Linked DNA regions of Homo sapiens: region 1 is linked to region 2. A link is a loop called in an ENCODE intact Hi-C map of the cell type or tissue named here. Cell type or tissue: GM12878. All regions are shown on one strand. Region 1 overlaps ELL2 (elongation factor for RNA polymerase II 2). Region 2 overlaps LOC101929710 (a long non-coding RNA gene).

What was found. A loop is a pair of places that touch in the nucleus more often than their neighbours do. Peaks named below come from ENCODE experiments on the same cell type or tissue, not always from the same donor. Only the 100,000 strongest peaks of a DNase experiment are listed, where the experiment ranks them.
Region 1: it touches region 2 in a loop (2.2-fold over the local background); 1 of 110 quality-filtered maps calls a loop at or near these places.

The regions. Positions count from the first base shown.
Region 1 is chr5:95,926,060-95,931,059 of GRCh38, reverse strand. All of the region lies in intron 2 of ELL2 (elongation factor for RNA polymerase II 2), which reads left to right. Among named protein-coding and RNA genes, the nearest start is that of ELL2, 33 kb to the left of the region's middle. RefSeq lists a silencer at 3,153-3,202. In GM12878, no CTCF peak of the experiment used is centred here; DNase peaks (open chromatin) are centred at 2,929 and 4,949; H3K4me3 peaks cover 1,260 bases; H3K27ac peaks cover 4,363 bases.
Region 2 is chr5:96,437,519-96,442,518 of GRCh38, reverse strand. The region is part of intron 4 of LOC101929710 (a long non-coding RNA gene); the gene reads right to left. It also overlaps a transcript of CAST not described here and the pseudogene LOC102724070. Among named protein-coding and RNA genes, the nearest start is that of PCSK1, 6.8 kb to the right of the region's middle. In GM12878, a CTCF peak has its summit at 2,396; a DNase peak (open chromatin) is centred at 2,648; H3K4me3 peaks cover 631 bases; H3K27ac peaks cover 1,097 bases.

The DNA of each region.
Region 1 (5,000 bases), 510 kb after region 2:
AAACCATTGAGAAACAACTTGGAACTGGAAGTGCAAAGGGAGAATTCTAAAGAAAGCGTTTTAAAAAGGAGAAAGAACAAGAAAGCAGGACACCATTTCCTACCTTTGGTATTCTCCAAATAGTTGGCACCAATTCTCATAAAAAAAAAATGGCACAAAATGGTGCATATTTTTACACACACACTTTTGTAATGTTCATTTAAGATTTGACTACAATTTAATTAATTAAAATGATATACCCCAAATATTGTATGTCTTATTGCTGTTTCTCCTTGTTTAGCATAGACTGTGGTCTTGTGCCTTTGGTCCCCAGGGAGGACTTACCACAGTGGCTGCCTCAGCAATTCCAGTCTCTCATCATTCCTTCCTTAACTAGAGCATTTCTGAGTCTGTTTGTAATACATAAAATAAGTTCCCCGTAAGACTTACTTTGAAAAAAGCATTCGGTAACTTTACCCAAGAAAAGGCTCAAAAACAATTGATATTGAAAGCAGAGAATTAAGAGTTAAATATACTTCTAAATCTATATGGAAATATTCTGCAGACTTAACTATTGTTTGTCTTATTGGACTTACAAGTTTTCTTGGTGACATTGATTAGGTTGGGGTGAAACCATGTATTTTACAAAATCTGGGGCTTGGGCTTTTTGAGACTTCTGTTAACCTTGAGGACTTGCAGGTGTCAAATACCAGTCTCTCCCTAGATTTACACAACTGCTGCTGACTGCAGTCATGAATTCTAAGCCCACTTACATTTGCCAGCAGTTCTTCCTGGCATAATGCAAAAGAACGTTGCTCAAGGCTCCAGGGTACAAGGAGAGGAGATTGGCAATGAATTGGAAGTTGCGATTCATATTTAAGATTTTTTTTCCTTGTAGAATTCAGGTTTGGGCTTTGTTTCTGAGAAACCATTTTTTAAAACAAAATTCTGCTTCCTATTTGACAAGAAGAATTACTAAACTTAGAATTATTTAGTATGGTTACATTCTAAATTCTTTAAAAATACAAAATGGTTTTAAAGAGGTTGGGTCATACTTTCAAATGGAATTTCGTGAAGCCAGAGTATTCGGCGAGTGTTTTAATAAAGACGAAGATACTTTTTAGAAAGAAAAATGTATAATATGAACTTAAGTCCCACAAACCCAGGAAGCCACTTGGCCTAGGCTTTGGGGCTAAACATAGCATAAGAGAGGTTAGAAACTTTCTCACCCTGACATTTGTACCACACAGCAGGCAGCTGTGTGGGGGTTTTTTTGTTTTTTGTTGTTTTTTTTTTTTTACCCTTCCTTTCATCTTGTAATTTATTTTTGCCTTCTCTGGGGAACCCTGGTTCTCAACAGATTCTTAAGTCATCTATTTCAAATCCATTTATAATTTTTTAGTATCCCTGACATAAGGCACCTTCTGAGTGAATTTAATCTAAGTTTCTTCAGATAAATCTAACAAATATTTATTAGGTATCTACTCCACTGTGTTTCAAATATATATAAAAGTGGGTAAGACCGGCTGGGCGCAGTGGCTCACACCTGTAATCCCAGCACTTTGGAAGGCCAAGGCGGGCAGATCACGAGGTCAGGAGTTTGAGACAAGCCTGACCAACATGGTGAAACCATGTCTCTACTAAAAATACAAAAATTAGCCGGATGTGGTGGTGCACACCTGTAATCCCAGCTACTCGGGAGGCTGAGGCAGGAGAATCGCTTGAACCCAGGCGGCAGAGGTTGCAGTGAGCCAAGATCGAGCCGCTGCACTCCAGCCTGGGCGACAGAGCGAGACTCTGTCTCAAAAAAAAAAAAAAATGAGGAAGACCATGGTCCTTGCCTCCAAAGAACTCACAGTCTGGTGGGAGAGAAAGGCAAATAAATGAGTACTTAGCATATACAATGTAGTGAAGGCAGCAATAGCGATGAGCGCCTAGAGGTGAGGGGACCATGGAGACTCAGAAAGCGGGCTTCTAAACGCACCTCACTGAGAAAGCAAAGGCTCCTGAGGGAAGGACTCCTAAGCTGAACTCACATTAAGTTAGCATGAGCTAAGGCAAGAAGTGGGGACACAGAGTAGCGTGTTCCGGCACCCAGCAAGCACGGTATTGCTGCTGGACATGAAATACAATGTGGAGATGAGGCCCAGTTAAACTGGTTTAGTAGCAAGAGTGCTGACAAGGAAACATATATACTGTTAAGAAGCTTACATCTACTACTCATAAGTAGTAGGAAGTCATGAAGAAATAAATGACCCTTGAGACTGACAGAGTCATATTGACATTTTGTAAGAATAGTTGTTGATAAAAACTGAATGATTATAGGATGGCAGCTGAATGATTAGATGATGGGATTGAGAATGGTTCAAAAGTGGAGGTCGAAAACCAAGTTGTCCAAGCAAAAGGTAATACTGAGCCAAAGCAGAGGAAAGAATATACATTTAAGAAATGTTTCGGAAGGAAAAAGCAGTAAGTCTTACGATTATGTGTTTGTTGAGGGGTGTGGAGTAGTGTGAGAAAGAGGAGTCAAATTTCACTCATCAGGATGCCAGTAATCTCAGCACTAAATGAATGATGGCTTATTAACTGGGCAATGTGGGAGGGTGGAAAGATTTAGGAACGAGATGATAATTTAGTTTATATCAGCTTTGTATATTTAAATTTTGGAAGGGACTGGTTAATAAAACAAAAATGAAATGCAGCTTTATGATAAGTTGCTGAACCCAATGGGAGGTTTTAGTTTTTGCCACCAAAGAAGAACTTGTGGCTTAGCCCAGCCATGACTGCATTTTGAAGAAACTATTTAGATTTTCTCGATGGCTGTCTCACTTCTCTTCCAAAACCACTTTGGCACTTGGTTCAACTTTGCATTCATTTTTAAACAAAGTTTCTGTTCTCTCATGCTCCATAGTCTGTATATCTTTTCCCTGATGCAGTATCTCTAGTACTAATCTGCTATTTCCATCTTTCCCCTGCCAGTAACTGTCATCACCCCTTTTTTCCTGGAAATACCCAACTACCAAACAACACACACTCAGACACCTGTGTTCTTCTAAATACTTTTTAGCCATGAAGCTACAAAAATGAATCATAAGAAAACTCCCTTTGAAGCCCCTTTTTAGCTGACGAAACCAACACTGGTCAGTTGTACAGTATTTAAAAATAAGAAGTACACTTAACCAGTTAATGGATTCATTTACATTAAGGTGCTCATTATCACATTCAAAGTAAAATATACACACATATGTGTGTGTGTATGTCTATATACACACATATGTGTGTGTGTATGTCTATATACACACATATGTGTGTGTGTATGTCTATATACACACATATGTGTGTGTGTATGTCTATATACACACATATGTGTGTGTGTATGTCTATATACACACGTGTGTGTGTATGTCTATATACACACGTGTGTGTGTATGTCTATATACACACGTGTGTGTGTATGTCTATATACACACGTGTGTGTGTATGTCTATATACACACGTGTGTGTGTATGTCTATATACACACGTGTGTGTGTATGTCTATATACACACGTGTGTGTATGTCTATATACACACGTGTGTGTATGTCTATATACACACGTGTGTGTATGTCTATATACACACGTGTGTGTGTATGTCTATATACACACGTGTGTGTGTATGTCTATATACACACGTGTGTGTATGTCTATATATACACACGTGTGTGTGTGTATGTCTATATATACACATACACATACTGAAACAATTCCATTCTTCCAGGCAAAATACCCTGGAGTCATCCTTGATTTCTCCCCTTCATTCCTTATATTTAGTATGTCTAGGAATCCTGCTGCCTGTACCTGCAAAATACATCCCAGATCCATCCATTTCTCCCTGTCCTGGTCCTAGGCATCATTATCTCGTTCCTGGACTTTCATACATATGTGCCACAATGGCAGGAATCTTTGTCAGTTTTATTCACTACTATGTCATAGAAACCTAAACAGTGCCTAGCACAGTAGTACTCAGTTAATATGTGTGGAATAAGTGAATTAAATGAAAGAATCAATTAATCCATGTCATCTTACCAGAAACACTAACATTTAGAAGGCTAATTTCATATTAATAGAGAAGCCATATTAAGAGAGCCAAAAATTACTCAAGGTAGTTTTTTGTAATTTCAGTTATATAGCAACTGAGTGTATTGGGTGTATTTTATTTTTAAAAATTAGTACTTTACTTCCATCGATGTTATTGTGTATTTGTAATTAAAATTGGTTTTGAAATGTTGCCGTCGATGATATTTTCTCCAAAATGGTCATAAATTTAAAAGAATACATTAGGGATGAGAATGCAGTTCTCAGGAATTATTTTTCTAATAAGACTGTATCCTACAGAAATAAGAGAAATAGGAAATCTCAGTATTAGGCTGCTATACTCTTTAATCCAGAACTAGAAATTTTAATACTGGATCCAGGGGAACCATGTGAAAAATAACAGGGAAAGCAATTTCACCTTACTTTTTCCTTGCTTAATATACATCTTGCTAAAGAGGAACAATGGAAGGAAATAAATGGACTTATTTTTCCTGAATTATTTATTAATTATAATTCCTGAATTATTGTTATATGACCTGAATTTTGGGGATAACTGCCAATATTTCTCTTTGTGCTAGAAAAATTTGGCATTTTGCACTACTCTCTTCAGTAAAATAGCTATCATATGGAAATTTCAGACGGCTCTAATATGTGTTGGATCCTCTCTACCCTCTGCCCTTCCCTGTCAGTAGGAATATTTAGCTCTTATTGATTTCTCTAATACTTAACTTTTTCTATTGCCAGTGAAGGCTACCCTCCCCTTCCTACTCCTCCACCCTTCAGCATTGGTTTGCACATCTGGGCTGATGTGAGAGGCTTTTTTTTTTTTCTCCCCTCAACCCATAATGTTTGGGCCTAAAGTCATAACTGCAGGTCTAGTTTAAAAAATAGCACATGTGGCTTTCAGGTTGAGGTTTCTATTTTCTGTTCTGATTCTAGACTATTC
Region 2 (5,000 bases):
TCCTAGTCTTACCAAAGCAACAAATGGTAATAACATTTTAGGATAACATAAACCTAGAAACATAGGGCTTCTGAGTGTAATCTAAAATCATGGACAGTTCTCTTCAATGCAAAGCAAAGAAAATGGCAGAAGACAGACCAATCATAATGACAGCTAGATTTTATTGAGTACTTACTATGGGCTAAGCAATGTTCTCAGTGCTTTACATAATTTAGTCCATTCAAATCTCATAAATAGTATTATTTCCTCTGTTTCATGAGGAAGCTGAAGATTCAGGAGCTATTCCAGGTAACAGTGCTGGTAAGGGGTAGAGAGGACTCAAATACTTACCTGCTTAAAATATTAAACATCAAACTATTCCACATAAGTGGAAGGTAGAAGAAGCACTACAGACCTGAGTTCTGGTGTTAGCTCTGTGAGATTATCTATGCAAACTCTGTTAGCCTTGCTTACCTGTGACTCAGTTTACTTGCCTGTGAAGTGGGAATGGTAATAATGGTGTAGTGAGAAGCCAATAGATGGAAATCCTTGTGAAAATTGTAAAGTACTGTATAAACATCAGTTATCATTATACTCCTACAATCATGGCTCTTGCAGGCTGGATCCAAACCTTCCCACAGGAAGCTGGGAAATGGAAATGAAGTCATTGTGTTACTACTCAATCACCCATACGCATAATCACAGAAAGGCTGTTTCTAATACCAGGAGGTGGGCAAGGTGGAGTAGCAATCACATTATAAAAAAGTGCCCCTTTTGACTATTTTCTCTGTGTGCCTCATGATCTGACCTCTACTGATGTTGAATGTCAAACGTACTAATGCCTGCTTTCTACATACTTTATACTTTTCCATCATACTTAATAATATTGAGTTTACATAGTCCCTTTTTTTCTAAGGTGCCACTTTCAATAAATGTGTTTAGAGAGGGCAACTTTCTAGTCTTCCCAGAGCCCTTAAACCCATCGCTACTGATTCTCCACCAAGAAATCAGAAGCAAATTGCTCCAAGAGGAAGGATCAGGTTCTCAAGGCAGATGTGTGAAGTTCACCCTGTGAGCCGTGGATAAACTACTTCACTTGCCTGCATTTTAGTGAATTGGAGTTAATAAAACTTGCTCTGGCTCTCTCAACGGGCTTATGGGAAAAGTCAATTGGGAATGTATAGAATTATGAGAGAAAGAAAAAAAAGAGGAAGGGGAACACACTAAAAATTAGTGAGTAGGAAAAAAGGGAGAAAGAGAGGTGAGAATTGAGTGCCAGAGCTAGTCAGTTTTACACTTTGAAATCATCTCTCTGTCCAAGATGCCTCCCTACTCCAGAATTTGACAAACTTGTGTAAGAAACTATTATGTAACTAGGGTGCTATTTTCTCAATAAAAATAACTATCATTTACTTGTACCAGACAATGTTGTAAGTATGTTATGTATAATAACTTCAACAGGTAAATTACTATTATACCCTCATTCCGTAAATGAGGAAACCAAAGCAAAGACATGTTCAAAATGTGTCTGGATGTTCCCAGCTAATAAGTGGCAGAGCTGAGAATCAAATCCAGGTGGTCTGTTTTGAGTCTGCTCTTATATCTGTGCTTAATGCTCTTTGAAATAGTGTTCATCTAGAGTTTGGGCACAGTTTATCAAATAGTGTCAGTTCTTCCATCGACTCTTAACTAGCTTTGCAAATAAAATTAAAGCCATTGCCTCTGCCTTTTCCAGCTGTAGAGCACTAGGAAAGTAGATGCTGGATCATCAACCATTGCACCCATGAAATACTTTCCCATACCTATTTCTTTCCTAGCTTTCTTAACGCCAAACCCTGACATTTCCCCCATGTGTATGTATGGCCCTACCCTAAATGATTGAGTAATTCTGACTGGAGAGTCAGAAGAACTTGAGTAGCCTTAAACGGACCCCCTCACCCTGCTGCCATTTATCCTACCCACCTCCCCCACCCACAAGTCCATCACTTTCCCAAGTCCATGGGCTTAGAAAAAACTTTTGCTACCTGCTCCTCTCCTTGGCATGTAACAACTCAGACCTGGCCAATACATGTTTGCTTGAGTTGGGGCACCCACTGGGCTTGCTGGTCTTAGCCTCTCTCTCTTGCTGTGAGTAAACAGCTACAGCTGCAGCGTGGGTAGGTCTGAACAGTAGAGGTACAAGTCTACAGCAGGGTCCAAGGAAAGAGCTAGAGACACGGATGCTCACAGGAGACATGCAGATACCATAACTGAGTGGAATAAGGCAGGCATAAGAGAGAAGCTCCAAACCCTCAATTCTCTCTGCTATTTTCCCCTTATAGAGTTAAGGATTTCTGAACTCCATTATAAGAAAAAAAAAAAAAAAGGTGGGATAAACATAATTGCAGAAATTCATACTTTGTCTCAGTGTCTGAGAACTGTAGGGGTCACTGTTTCCAGACTAACATTTTCTAGTTTATAAAGAGAAGCCAGAAAACCAGATTTTTGTTAGCTATTTCCTGAGTTTCAGTATCAGAAGCTTACTTAGAACTTTTAAAGTAATGTGCCGTGGGCCACTTCTGCTTTAGTACCTTTGTTTTCTCTTTCAGTTTTACTGATTGTACAATTTTTTTGCCTGTCATAACTGGGATCAGGATTGGTCCCTCTTCTAACCATAATTAGGGACAATTGTTGAAGGTCTTCTTTCCTCTACTTGTTTACAACAGCTTCAAGGATTATATTATTTTAAACAACAAGCAGATTAATCCCTGTGTTCACTGGAGGGAGGTGAGAAACAAAGGGGAAGTTAGGATCAGTCCATTATTATTTATCCCTCAGTGGCACCTGCTAGAAAGCAACCCCGAGGTGACCAATTTCTTACAGTTGGTTCGGGGGTGTGAAGCCTCCACCTTTAACTGTGCCTGATGTCTCTGGGGAAAACACCCTCAGTCTCTTTGCTGGGTGACAAAGGGATAGTTTTCTGCAATAAAGAGTGATGAGGGAAGCTGGGGAAGATTGCTTTTGAAACAGACTTTAAAGCAATCTTTTTTTATTTTCCAACCTATTTGCATCCTAATGTCAAGTTATTTGGTGCCTGCCAATTCCTCAGTCATGGGGAATTCTGAGGCATAGAAAGGGTTAGTTCTTGGCTTTCCCTGCTGCTGGATTAACATTTCATTTTCTTGGGTCTGCTAAATTAGTTGCTTTTTTGCTTTCATAATTTTTTGTGATTGCTTCTACTCCTGTTCTCCCCATTTCATAAGTTTATGTCCTTAAAAAAATCCCTTCTTTGTAGTTTTTGAGGGGTTTTAGTGGGGCATGAAAGGAGACACATATATTTAATCAACCAACTTTACCTGAAAGTATAGTAGCCAAACAAATAGATACACTCTAAGTGTCTTCCGTTACTTGATAAGTTGAAGTATACTTAACACATTTAATGGAAAGCTATGCAACCATTATAAATTATGCCAGTGAACAGTTATTGACATGGAAATATATCAGTATATTAAGTGGAAAGTGATAGGTTAATAGCATTAATAATAGTAGCAAACTAAGCGATTTCTCTGTCCTCACCCTTCTGCTAAGTATCTTAAATGGATTATTTCACTTAATCTCACAGAAAAATCTCCTGACATGTGGAATGAGAAGTTATGAATATCACAAACATAAATGTCTATGAAAGTAAAATTATTTTCATTTTCTCCAAAAATATAAATTTGGAGAGTATTACTACATTATGGCTCTCTGCATCATGAGTTTGTCAATAATTTTTACACCGAAATATTATTTTTCAAATAGTAACTTTACAGTGGAGAAATCTGGTTGATATGATACCATCTTAACCAAGTGATCAGAGATAACATCACTAGTAATTAGACATATGGACACCATGTACCTCCTGATACAAGTCAATGAAAATGACATAACATCACTTATTCCTACAAATGTTTAATCCCAGCCTAATCATTAGAAAACACCAGACAAACCAAAATTAAGGACCATAATATAAAATAACTGAATAGTACTCCTCAAAAGTTTTAAGGTTGTGAGAGACAAAGATAAAATATCCCAGTTTGGAGGAGACATAATAACCAAATGCAATAGGGAGTCTTAATTGAATACTGGACCATAAAAGAAGATATACTAATAGAACAGTTGGAAAAATATAAAGGTCTATAAATGAGTTAAGAATATTGTATCAATGTTAATGTTTTGGTTTAGCTAATAGTAATATGGTTACACCAGATGTAAACCCCAGGGAAAGCTGCATGAACGGTATACACAAGTTTTGTGTACTGTTTTTTCTTAATTTTCTGTAACTATAAAGTTATTTCAAAATAAAAAGTTGGAAAAATAAATTATCTTTTTTTAGTTGGCCAACTATACTATATTCTATTCTGGGTGCCACATTTAAAAAATTCTATTGAAAGACCCTATCCGGACAAGAGCAAGCAGAATGCCAAAGTGTTAAAAAGGTTGGGGATGTTTAACCTAGAGCAGAAAAAAGTTAGGCAAGATATAACAATCTGCCTTCGAAGTATGAATTGCTATCATGTATAAAAGAGATTGAGACTTGTCAGTGTGGTACTAGAGGGCAAAATTAGCATGCTTGACTGGAGGTAGTAATGAGGAAAGGTTTTATAATATCATTATAAGGAAGGACTTTGTAACCATTTCAGCCAATCCAAACCAAAGAATGGGTTGCTTTGGGAGACCAGGAATTGCCTAACAACTTGTTAAAAAATATCACAGAGGAGTGTCATGTATACCAGGCATGTTAAGTAGATCAGTGCGTCTCAAACTTTAATTGCGTATGAATCACTACGGACTCATTAACAATGCAGATTCTGATTCAGTAGTTCTGGGGTGGGGGCTGAGGGTCTGCATTTCTAACAAGCTTCCAAGTGATGCCTATAATGCTGGTATGTGGACAAGACTTTGAGAAGCAAGGAGCTGTATAATATTCAAGGTCACTTTTCAATACTAAAGTCTATAATTCTCATAGAAAGACATACTTCAGGAGCAGAGACAGCAGTTAT